Regions from separate parts of the Homo sapiens genome. Here region 1 is linked to region 2. A link is a contact called in ENCODE POLR2A ChIA-PET data. All regions are on one chromosome and are shown on one strand. Each heading gives the region's core, a stretch centred on a gene start or an enhancer-like site at or near the end of the contact. The rest is flanking DNA. Distances are from core to core; before and after follow the strand shown.

Region 1 (6,111 bases), core at 42-2,541, 620 kb before region 2:
AGGACACGAGCTCCTTCTCCAAGGCTCATCCCTTCAGAAGGCACATGGATGGCTTCCCCACACCCCCATGCTCTGTGGGGAGTGTGGGGAACAAACTGCAACTCCATCCTCTCTACACCTAAGCAACTACCCAGAGGAGGTAGAGACTGGAGAGCATATTTCTAGTTCTGACAGGTCGATCTGTACCTCTCTACCTGAATCATCAGGTGAGCAGGCTTGTGTACATACATGGGAGTGCATGCGTGCACACACACACACACACACACTCATGCCTTCTGGGCTCAAACGCCTGCATAAGCAGGAGCGACTCTTCAATTATTGGAAACTATTAATCATGTTTTCATTTGGTTTCTTCAAAGACAGCTCTTGATCCATATCCTTTCAGTCCACCTTATTCCCCACCTTCTAGCCAAAGAGTTATTTGTCCAGACAGCTCCCTCCCTTCCTTACCCTGTCCTGGCCAGAAGTCTAAAGAGGATGTCCATGGCCCATTGAAGAATTTCCCACCCCTGAAGTTGAGCTCACCTGAGGATTCACCTCATCCAACGGGGACAGGCTTGAACAGTGGAGAGGGAGGACAGAGCTGCCACCTCTGCAGCCCCTCGCCAGTCCCAACCTGGATGGCTTTTGCCTCGATTGACTTCGTAAAATGCCATTTGTAGGGCTTGGCTCTGGGGATGGCACAGACAGACACACACACGCACACATACACGTTGCCACACACAGACACCTACACCCCATGCAGGGATGCCAGATGACAGAACAGAAAAGGCCTCCCTTTCATCCAGCAGCCTTCTGACTCCAGAGGAGAGTCTCCGAGCCACGACCTGCTGTTTCCCTGGCAACTCAGGCCTCAAAATAAACAGGATTCTGCTCAGACGGGCCAGAAGTCCATTCGGCTCACACATTTGCCCCAAGACAAACCACGTTAAAATAACACCCAGGGTAGCTGCTGCCACCGTCTTCTGTCTCTACCTCCCTCCTGGCTGGCCAATGGCTCTGTGTTCCTGGGCCTGCTGCTGGCTGTCCAGAGTAGGGGTTGCTTAGAGCTGTGTGCATCCCTGCGGGTGGTGTGGGAGTGGGCGGTTGTCTAAAGGCAGGTCCCCTCTACTGATAAACAAGGACCGGAGATAGACCTAGAGGCTGACATTCTTGGCTCCCCCAGCCTACACCCCCCCCACCTCGATTTCCCACAGAGCCCTAGGGACGGGTAGCCAGCTCTGTGGCATGGTATCTGGAGGCAGGCCAGCAACCTGATGTGCATGCCACGGCCCGTCCCTCTCCCCACTCAGAGCTGCAGTAGCCTGGAGGTTCAGAGAGCCGGGCTACTCTGAGAAGAAGACACCAAGTGGATTCTGCTTCCCCTGGGACAGCACTGAGCGAGTGTGGAGAGAGGTACAGCCCTCGGCCTACAAGCTCTTTAGGTAAGAATCAGGGCATCTGATCTGGGAAACAGAGCAGGTTATAGCTGAGGTTGTGTGTGTGTGTGTGTGTGTGTGTGTGTGTTTTGTGTGTGTGTCCAAGTGCAAATGTAATGCTACTTGGAGAAGAAAGAAAATGTTTCAAGCAGATAGCACTGGAACCAGGACTCCTGCAAGTGAATCTCAAGAAGCTCACCTTTGGCTGGGTTTAAACCATGGTGCAGACTGCTCTGGGGGAAGGGCATGCTGATGTCACAGACATGTAAAAATAGTACTTCTAGTTTAGAGACTGCAAAAATATGAATGCACCATGCCGCCACATTATCTCCATTCCTCCAGTGCCCGCCTGACACTGGCCCTGAATCAGGGCTGGAGGGGGCAGGCATTTCTCATTTACTAAAGTGCTGGATGCAGCCCTTGAGGTTCGGCAGAAGCAGAAAGCTGCGGTGAGTCTGGCTGTGGTGAGTGTGGCTAGCATTATCGTGCTGTGTCACACTAGCTCTCTCTTGGGAAGCCTGGATATTCAGCTGCCTTGGAAAAGCTGTCCACATGGTGGGCAGCTTAGATTTTATTAACCTTTTGATATAGAAGTCAGGCTGAAGTTTAGGATTATCTGGGTGTGTCAGCTCAGGGTTTTGGTAGGGTGGTATTCCCATGGCCCCATGGTCACTCGGATTACTTCTTTCCTTCCTTTCTGATCTTGGAATATCACATCCTCGTTTCAGTACCCCTCCGATGGGCACTAGGAAAGAAGGAGTCAGAATGGACAGAGTCTCTGGCACATACACTATCCACACCCACATCACAATTACATGCCAAAGGTATGCAAGGCTGCTGCAGAGGAGCACTTCAGAAATGCAGCCCTCCAGATACTGAGATGGAAATTTCAGGCATTTAATCAAGTACGCACTTTTCAGAGACCCAAGGGAGGCCCAAGGGCTCACTCTGCCTCAGCAGAATTCAAACACTCCATTATTCTCTAGCTATGTTACATCCACCCACCACCCCACCACCCCCGCTTGCCTCCCTCCTTTCTGCACTGGTGACTGGCACTTTTCCTTTCATTCTCTACAGGGATGCGATTGTTTACGAGTTAGCTCCCCGACCCAGTGGGAGGACTTGAGCATCCCGGCTGAGGGCGAGCCAGGCTGCCCCTCCACCAGCTCTGTGTAACAGTGAGCCAGCAGCAGTGGCATCAGGGCTGAAAGGAGTGGGCCTCGCTTTGGGAAGTGATGTCTAGTGAAGGGTGGCCAGCAGTTTACTGGAGCTGTTTGTCAGTGTGGATGACTGAGGATTTTGGTGGAGACTCTGATTCACAGTCGCAAATTCCCTTTTCCTTTGTTTTCTTTGTGTTGGTCTTTGAGGGCTTCCGAGGAAAGTCCCCTCTTGAGATGTTGATCTGAAGGCAAGATCAACAATTTGCTGTTGGCAGAGGGACTCAGAGAGACTTTCTTCTGTTGCCCCTGCCTTTGTTAGTGTGAATAAATGGGTTTGCAAATGAAGTATGTAATCCAAAGCAAACTTAGTATGCAAAACTTTAAGAGAAAACACAATGAGTTTCTTTTAAATTCTCTCTCAAATCTGCTGTTTACATATGACTTGACTAGTTCTGCAAAGGATCAAGGAAGCCATATCTGGTTAAGTGGTTTGACTTTACAGGTGAGTAGCACCAGCCATGATGATAACATTCAGTGGAGATGGTGGGCGGACATCCATATGCCGTATCTACATTGAAGGGACATCTCATCTTGGGACAGTGCAGCCACTCACTTAGGTGACATGCATTCTGTGAACTACACATAAACTATTAGGATCTTGGGACTGCTGTTACAGGAAAGAGATCCAGACCCCAAGAGAGGGTTCTTGGATCTCAAGCAAGAAAGAAGTCAGGGCGAGTCCGCAGTGCAAAGCAAAAGCACTTTCTTTTTATTAAGAAAGTAAAGTGGTGAAAGCACAGCTGCTCCACTGACAGAGTAGGGTGTTCCCAAAAGTAAGAGGAGGAACACATCCATCCTAGGTACCATGCTCGTATATATAGGATTTTAAAAAGATCATGGGGAGATGTGCTCTGCTACAAGGGTTTGTGATAAAGGATAAAGGATTAATTTTCTTTTCCTTTTTTTTTTTTTTTTTTTTTTGAGACAGAGTTTCACTCTTGTTGCTCAGGCTGGAATGCAATGGCACAATCTCGGCTCACTGCAACCTCCGCCTCCCGGGTTCAAGCAATTCTCCTGCCTCAGCCTCCCAAGTAGCTGGGATTACAGGTGTGCGGCACCATGCCCGGCTAATTTTGTATTTTTATTAGAGACGGGGTTTCTCCATGTTGCTAAGGCTGGTCTCTAACTCCCAATGTCAGGTGATCCAACCGGCCTCCCAAAGTGCTAGGATTACAGGTGTGAGCCACTGCACCTGGCCTAATTTTCTTAATTACTATATTTTGCAAGAATCCATATTATCTTTAAAGCAAAATTAGGAATGCATTTGTTCTCAAAATATCGGGCTACCTGGAGACTCCCAAGTCTGAGTCTGTGTAGTAAACATTATCAATCTATTCCCTTAACCATAAATATCTGGAGTCTAGGAATGCCTAATTTTCTGGGAATGCAGCCCAGCAGGTCCCAGCCTCATTTTCCCAGCCCTCACTCAAGATGGAGTTGCTCTGGTTCGAACGCCTCTGACACTGTCAGCCTGTATGCTAGCTCCCAGGGGTTAGGTATTGTGCAGAGTGGACACACCCATTTCCACCTCATTAAATAAGCAGTGCATGGCTAATGCAGTATCCCTTGATTTAGGTTGCTGGAAAAATAATCTGAAGTTGTTTGTGCCACAGGCATACCATGCTTTAGGTAAATCTAACATCTATACATGTGGGTGAGAGTACTTTTTCTGAAGAAAGGGTTCACTAATCAACAAATGTTCAAGTACCAGCAAGGCGTCCCCATCTTGAGATATGACTGGATCCAGCCCAAACAACCACAGAGAAGGAAGGGGACTGATTGGGTGGGCAGGTAACAGAGAATGGGCCTGGGCTAGCGTGTCCAACTCAGCGGAAAGATAAGCAAAGGAGTCCAAGGTACAGGAACAAGAACAAGCATCTGGGCCAGTGGCCTACAGGGAGAGAAAAGGGGAGGGAAGGAATAGCAATTATTTTGATTATTAAATACACCATGGTTTAAACCCAGCCAGAAGTGAGCTTCTTGAGTTCACTTGCAAGAATCCTGGTGCCAATGCTAACTGCTTAAAACATTTCTCTGTCTTTAACTTTTTCGTTGTTTTCCCCTTTCCTTTTTAATAATTAAATTATACTACTTACGAGAGGGAGCATAACACATTAGCTAAGTACATAGATTCTGTAGCTGGGCTGCCTGGGATCCAAATTCTGCCACTTATTAGTCCTGTGACTTTGGCCCTTGGTTTCCTCATCTGTAAAGTGGGGGTAATAAAGTACCAGCCTTGTTATGGAAGGAATCAAATGAGTAATGCCCTTATCAGCACAGGGTCTAGCTCATAGTGAGTACCATGTATTTGCTATTATTATTATTATTATTCAAAGGTGAATTCTAAAAAGGCTGCTTTGGCCAGGTGCGATGGCTCATGCCTGTAATCCCAGCACTTTGGGAGGCCAAGGCGGGTGGATCACCTGAGGTCAGGAGTTCAAGACCAGCCTGGCCAACACGGTGAAACCCCATGTCTACTAAAAATACAAAATTACCTGGCATAATGGCACACACCAGTAATCCCATCTACTTGGGAGGCTGAGGCAGGAGAATCACTTGAACCTGGGAGGCAGAGTTTGCAGCGAGCCGAGATCGCGCCATTGCGCTCCAGCCTGGGTGACAAAAGTGAAACTCTGTCTCAAAAAAAAAAAAAAAAATAGAGGAGAAAAGGCTGCTTACAAGTCCATTTGTTCCAAAGCCCAAAGTGACACTCTATAAGTGACCCCTGGTGCCACTGCTAGGGTAGCTTGGAGACACATTTGCTTTGGCATGGAGCTTTGTTCACATGTACGCGCACTCAGACATGGAACAGCTTTTGGACCGGTCCCCAACATTTATTGAGCCCTTGCTGTGCCCAAGCACTGTGCTTGGCTGTAAGTGTATCACCTCACTCAATACTCATGACAACGCTGCATATAATAGTAGGGGCTGTTATAGATGCAGGAATTGAGGCTTGTTGGGTGGGGTGTTTGGCTAAGGTCACACAGCCACCAAGTGGCAGAGCCAAGCTTCATACCTAGGCTGTCCAGCGAGCCTGTGCTCCTCACTGATAGGCTGTATATGGTTTGGGGGGATTATGAGAGGTGTCCTGAGAGGCACATGGAGCTTGGTGATAGGAATTCAGCACCAGATGATATTGGAAGACCCTAGAAAGTAGGCCAGGATTTGGAAATTCTGCTAAGAGATGGCAGGACCTTAGCTTGGGCCATAGGTAGAATCTCAACCTTGAGGACCCATAGCCTCTGGGATTGGGTCTTTGGGGCAAGACATGAACACAGGCACTGGGGAACAGTGGGGCTAAGGTTTTTCTGACCAGGTAGTGGACGGTGCCCAAGAACAAAATAAACAGAGTGCTAACAACAGAGCCCCAAGCACAGCAAGCGTGCTGGGCCAGGGGGCCTTACAATCCTCAAGCCTAAGGCCAGAGGTCATGTTGAGCTAAATTTGAAGTCAAGATTGGGTAAGTATCTGAG
Region 2 (6,557 bases), core at 4,015-6,514:
TCTCAGCTACATTTTGGAAATGTCAATCCCATTGTACGAACCACCTACAGTCTAAAATAATAATAAATTAATATTCCATTATCCTAGAAGTCCTGAAGGGAAAATAAGGGATGAGATGCCTGCAGAGGTGCTCTCTCACAGCATCAAGGTTATTTCTGGATCACTGAAAGGGCATTCCAATGTGCATTGGGAGAAACTGTCATTACCTAAGATAGTATCCTCTTGGTTTTTTGTTTGTTGGTTTTGTTTTGTTTTGTTTTTTTTGAGACAGAGTCTCTCTCTTTCGCCCAGGCTGGAGTGCAGTGGTGCAATCTTGGCTCACTGCAACCTCCGCCTCCTGGGTTCAAGTGATTCTCTTGCCTTAGCCTCCTGAGTAGCTGGGATTACAGGCACCCGCCACCACACCTGGCTAATTTTTGTATTTTTAGTAGAGACAGGGTTTCACCATTTTGGCCAAGCTTGTCTCGAACTCCTGATCTCAAGTGATCCGTCCGCCTCGGCCTCCCAAAGTGTTGGGATTACAGGCGAGAGCCACTGCCCCTGGGCTCCTCTTGTATTAATATCATCCTGGCAGTGGCCCCGGGTCCCTAAGTCATGGGGGCCATTCCCTCAACCATGTTTTTCACAATTTATTAATAGAAAAGGGCCCTTGGTGGACCAATTTTTTAAACATTTTCTTTGAAGTTACTTATTTTGAATTAGGTAACACAAAATATTTCAAAATTCCAAAGGTACAAGAGTGCTTAAGATAAAGCTGCTCCTTCCCACTCATCTTCCAGCCACAGCAATCACTGTTACTGGTTTCTAGAAATAGTCTGTGCATATACAAGTCTGCAAGTTTGTGGTTTTTATTTTCATTCAAATAGTGGAATTCTATTCACAATGTCTTGTGCCTTGTATGTTTCCCCACCTTGCTTTTTCAGTCAACAGTTTATCTTGAAGCCCAGCTTCACTATGTGACTGTTCTGAACTATGACGGACCTGTGTGCTTGAGATCCTTAAAGGGCAGGAGGGATTTGGATCCCGCCAAACTGAAACTGTCTGACTTGGGGTGGGAGGGCTTCGGCCCATGTCTACTCAGGCTGATTCGGAAGCTCATCACCTGCAGGAAGGGCAGGTCTGGGGTCAACCAGTGCCAGCCTTCTGCACATCACTTGGGGATGCATTTATTTTTAGAGTTTTTAAATTACACAGGAAACACACAAATGTATTCCTGCTGGATAAAAACGTCAAACAATACAATTAAAGTAAAAGCCCATTTGAATTCCCAAACCCAAGTTTACTCTCTCTATTCAGAAGTATTCACTGTAAGCCGGGTGCAGTGGCCTACGCCTGTAATCCCAGCACTTTGGGAGGTTGAAGTGGGCGGATTACCTGAGGTCAGGAGTTCAAGACCAGCCTTGCCAACATGGTGAAACTCCATCTCTACTAAAAATACAAAAATTAACCAGGAGTGGTGGCGCATGCCTGTAATCCCAGCTACTTGAGAGACTGAGGCAGGAGAATTGCTTGAACCTGTGTGGCGGAGGTTGCAGTGAGCAGAGATAGCGCCACTGCACTCCAGCCTGGGCGACTCAAAAAAGAAAAAAAAAAAAGTACGCACTGTAGCCATTTGATATTTTGTGTGTTTTGAGACTTTTTTATTTTTTATTTTTATTTATTTATTTATTTTTGAGAGGCAGTCTCACTCTGTCACCCAGGCTGGAGTGCAGGCTCACTGCAACCTTCGCCTTTCAGGCTCAAGCAATCCTCCCGCCACAGCCTCCCAAGCACCTGGGATCACAGGTGCATGCTACCATGCCCAGCTAATATTTTTTAGAGATGGGATTCCCAATGCTTCTTGGCCTTTTGGATAAGATCAAGTGTACAGATGGGGTTTCCCCATGTCACCCAGGCTAGTCTCGAACTCCTAAGCTCAAGCAATCCGCCTGCGTTGGCCTCCCAAAGTTCTGGGATTATAGGCACGAGCCACCGCTCCCAGCCTTGAGACTATTTTTTTAATGGAGAGGTCATTTTTGTTGTTTTCCTACATGAGACCATATTCTGTGTACTCTACAACTTGCTTTTTTCATTTAACATTTTGTTTTAGACATAATCCCACTTAAAGTATATAGATCTATTTCATTCTCTACAATGATCACATTACTATTTTATTGTATGGACATACTATAATTTATTTAGACATTTTCCTCTTGGCTGGGTGCAGTGGCTCACACCTGTAATAACAATAATAATAACAATTATTATTATTATAATATATAAAAAACAGAGGTTAAATTAGAATGTATTGAAAACAGTGAACACAGAGATTGGCAGGTAGTAAGTTAGTTCACATCATGTCCAAGAGGATCTCACCTTCCACACCGGAAAATGACCCATCAAGGTGTTTATCTTACAAAAGAGCAGGTATTGCCCTAAGTGAGTTGTGCCACCAACCTAGGACATCCAACAGTTAGCTTTTAACATAATTACTTTCTTCCCTGTTAGTGTGTTGTAAGAAAGCTTCCTTTCGACTTAACACTTTAGAAATGTTGCTTATAAAATGCTTCAGTTCTCAGGGATTTCATGGTGAAAATGAAAGATGCTCTTGGATAACTTGAATGTGTCATCCAGGCCAACAGAGCTGAGATGCAGTGCAATTTCTCCCCCGCCTCTGCTATCATCCCTCCCTTCACAGATGGCACCTCCACTCACCCAAGTTTCAATCAGACTCTGGGAGTCATCCTTGAGTCCCCTTTTCCTTGTCCTCCACCCTCGGTCCCTCAGCAAGTCCTGCTGGGCTTACCTGCAAATCCTCTGTCTCCATCCATACCAGCACAGGCAGCCCTTCAGCTCTCACCTGGGCCAGCGCAGTGGTTTCCTCATGGGTCCCCTGCTTCAACTCTTGCCTTCCTGCAGGAAGTCCATTGTCCCCTAGGCTAGCAGAGGGAGCATTTAAAAGCATCAGTGGGATCACTCCCCTCTTGTGCTTAAAGGCAACCAGTGCTTCCTATTGCCTTCAGAGTGAAAACCAGACTCCATGACAAGGCTCTGCTTATCCCAGCCCGCCTTTCTCCAGCCCTGGCTTCTGCTGCTGCCCCTGACCCCCTCATTTCTCTGCCCCTAATGCCATGGCCCGCCGCTCTGAGCCTTTGCACTTGCTCTTCCTTGGACCACTCCCAACACCTGTAGCTCCTTCTCAACTTCAGAAAGACCTTTCCTGACCATTCATTCTAAATCAGTCCAGCCTTAATTTCTCTGGATCATGTCGCCTGTTTATTAGCATCTGAGTCTCTCTCTCTTTCTACTTATTTGTGTGCTGTGTTCTCCCCAACTAAACTGGAGGCTCCCTGAAGGCAGGAGCCTCGTCTGTCTTTTTCACTGCTCTGGCCCAGCATTTTGTGCGGTATATACTTGCTGAATGAATGAACAAATGAATGAATGAATCAATGAGGAAAATGAAGAGGAAATCCCAGGGGAATATATGGTCTGAGGAGATACTCAAGGTAGGGGTGCCAAGGGAATTGCCACTCCATACAGAAGCCTGGTTCCTCCCTGTGAGGGAGTCTGGGTGGGAGCTGATCTGAGCCAGAGGCATTGGCCGTGGAGTCCAGGGGTCTCCTGTGTGGCTTCCTGAGATGGCAGAGGGAGTATCCCCACCCTGCCCCCATCAGAAATACCCAGACTGCTGGAGCAAAAGGGCACAGCTGCTGCCTCCAATGCCGATTTCCACACAGCCACTGCCTTCTTCCACCAACCACAGAGCCCCTGAGTTGCCATAGCAACAGAGGACTGCACCAGAGTCCAAATAGGGATGTCTGCATTTCCCGGCACTTCTGGCTGGGGAGGCAGGGGGTGGTCAGTCCACAGCTGTGCCTATGCCCTGTCTCTGACCTGTCCTGGTCTCTAAGCAAAGCACCCTCCTCTGCCTTTCCACCCTCATTTCACTTCCTCACTTGAAAATCTTAAGAAGAGGATCTGGAAAAATAACTAACAGGTACTAGGCTTAATACCTGGGTGATGAAATAATCTGAACAACAAACCCCCATGACACATGTTTACCTATGCAACAAACCAGCACATGCACCCTTGAACTTAAAAGTTAAAGAAAAAAAAAAAGGCCGGGCGTGGTGGCTTACGCCTGTAATCCCGGCACTTTGGGAGGCCGAGGCAGGTGGATCACCTGAGGTCAGGAGTTCGAGACTGGCCTGGCCAAAATAATGAAACCCCGTCTTTACTAAAAATACAAAAAATTAGCTGGGCGTGGCAGCCTGCACCTGTAATCCCAGCTACCTGGGAGGCTGAGGCAGGAGAATTGCTTGAACCCAGGAAGTGGAGGTTGCAGTGAGTCAAGATCGCGCCACTGCACTCCAGCTTGAGGGACAGAGAGAGACTCTGTCTCAAAAAAAAAAAAAAAAAAAAAAATTAAAAAAAAAAGTCTCAGGAAGCACTCATGTCAGGATCTTCTCTGCTTTCTCTCCGCACTGTGGAAGGAGAGGGGAGGGATGGCCTTGTCTTTGTGTCCTGTCCAGGCCCACAAATTGGACAAAAGAACAAAGGAGCAGGATTCTCTGATATCTCACAGCTCTCAAGCCTGCCTAAAGAATGTTTTCTTTTTAAATACCACTTGGTTAGTCTAGCTGGTCACCTCCTGGAGTTTTTTAGTTTCTATCAACTGCCTTTTTGGTACCCCTAAAGAAACTCCTGAAGAAGCAAAACCTGCCTTTTACTCCCCAGAAGCTAAGAGCCTTTTGGAGGAGCTGCTGTTGTTGTCTGTCAGAATAACAACAACAGCATCTACCACTCACTAAGTGAATGTGTGACATGCATCACTTCTCTCCATCCTTACAACCGCCCTGCGAAAAAGGTGTTAGTAGTCCCATTTTGTATGTAAGGAAACTGAGGTCACATAGCTGCTAAGAGGCCACGCTGCAATCTGAGCCCTGGACTCTCAGACTCTGAATCCCAGGCCATTGGCCGCTGCTTTATGTTGGGAGGCACAGCCAGCTCCATGGAATGACATATTTAGCTTCCCCAGCCCCAGCCAGTCCCCTGGGTCCTCACGTGGCTCCCTCCCAGCCATGGTGGCTAGCAGTTGTTGGCTCTGTCCCCATGCCACGTCACCCCCACAGGGATCTGATGGCAACTCGCTCAAAGTGGGAACAAAGGCAGCATTTTTAGCCCCTTCTTTAGAAACCTTGACTCCTTGCCACATACGCGGCCACTCGGATTGGCTGTTACCATGGTAACTGGCTGCCGCTCTCTGTCCAATTATGTCAGCCCTGAACTGCAGGGCTTCCGTGCCCATTTCCTGCCCGATCTCCCCAGCCTGCCAGCCCAGCCCCTCTGACCTCCAGGCAGCTTTGAATGCCTATGCTTTCTAATTACAGCTGCCTTTCAATGCCCCTGTCCTTTCTGAACCCTTTGTAATCTGCATGGAACTTCTCCCAACAGCCCATTGTCACACTCAGCTCCCTGGCCCTTTATCTGTGGTTTCTATAGCATTGATTGTGTATCTGGCCTTGTACCCAGCATACACACACGCCCCAAAGGGCACACAGCTTGGGCACAGAAATTTCAAACATCCCAGGCTCAGTGCCTGGCACTGAGATGTTTCTCCTGCAATTGTGACCTCGTTGGGGGTCTCAGTGGTCTGATTTCAAGCCATCTTCTTTGTACATTCATTTGTTCATTCAATGACTCATGAGCACCTATGATGTGCCAGGCACTAGGGATACCAAGTTAAACAAGACAAAATGGAACTTTACATTTTTGGGGGGTGCAGGGGTGATCAATGTAAACACGTAAGCAATTAAGTAAATACATGTAATTTTGGATCATGTTAAGCACGGTGAAGAGAAAGAAATGAGGGACCCCAATTCTGGGATGGACACTTGCTTCTGTCCTCACTCAAGCTCCCCACTTCCAGCCAGAGGGGTTCACCAGATGAAGGGGGTGAGGAGGAGGTGCTTGGTGTCCATTGGGCACTTTGGATGCAAGTGGCAGAGACCAAAGTTCAGCAGCTTAGGGAAAAGGGTGCTCTGGGCAGAGCTGCAGCTGGAGCTCTGAGGCCTGAAAGTCACCAAGACTCAGTTATCGTCTCTTCTCTCTGCATCCCTCTCAGACGTCAGCTTCCTTTCCTCTCCTTGCAGCAGCTTTTCTTTTCTTTTAATTTTTAAATTTTATTACTATTATTACTATTTTTGACACAGAGTCTTACTCTGTCACCCAGGCTGGAGTGCAACGGCATGATTTCGGGTCACTGCAACCTCCACCTCCCGGGTTCAAGCGATTCTCCTGCCTCAGCCTCCCAAAGTAGCTGGGACTATAGGCGCCCGCTGCCACACCTGGCTAATTTTTATATTTTTGGTAGAGACAGGGTTTCACCATGTTGGCTGAGTTGGTCTCGAACTCCTGACCTCAGGTGATCCACCCACCTCGGCCTCCCAAAGTGCTGAGATTACAGGCTTGAGCCACCATGCCCGGCTAGCTTTTCCCACATGACAGAAAGCATGGCTGTGGACAGATCCTATGAATTTTACCTTTCACTGCCTCAGTCATGGGAGACAGCCTGACCT

The links. ChIA-PET counts read pairs that join two places held with the same protein, here RNA polymerase II (POLR2A).
Region 1: POLR2A ChIA-PET joins it to region 2 with 11 read pairs in naive thymus-derived CD4-positive, alpha-beta T cell. The contact joins the promoter of FGF1 here to the enhancer-like site in region 2. POLR2A ChIA-PET finds 5 or more read pairs at or near these places in 2 of 52 experiments (activated T-cell and naive thymus-derived CD4-positive, alpha-beta T cell).

What each region holds. Positions count from the first base shown.
Region 1 is chr5:142,681,270-142,687,380 of GRCh38, reverse strand. FGF1 (fibroblast growth factor 1) reads left to right here and starts at 1,291. Exons shown (of 4, transcript NM_000800.5): 1 at 1,291-1,424. RefSeq lists enhancers at 823-848, 1,948-2,817 and promoters at 775-1,345, 482-1,345.
Region 2 is chr5:142,062,703-142,069,259 of GRCh38, reverse strand. No RefSeq gene overlaps it. Among named protein-coding and RNA genes, the nearest start is that of NDFIP1, 43 kb to the left of the region's middle. Within about 2 kb of position 5,264, at least 16 of the 41 ENCODE cell types and tissues checked have a DNase peak (open chromatin) inside an H3K27ac peak, as active enhancers do.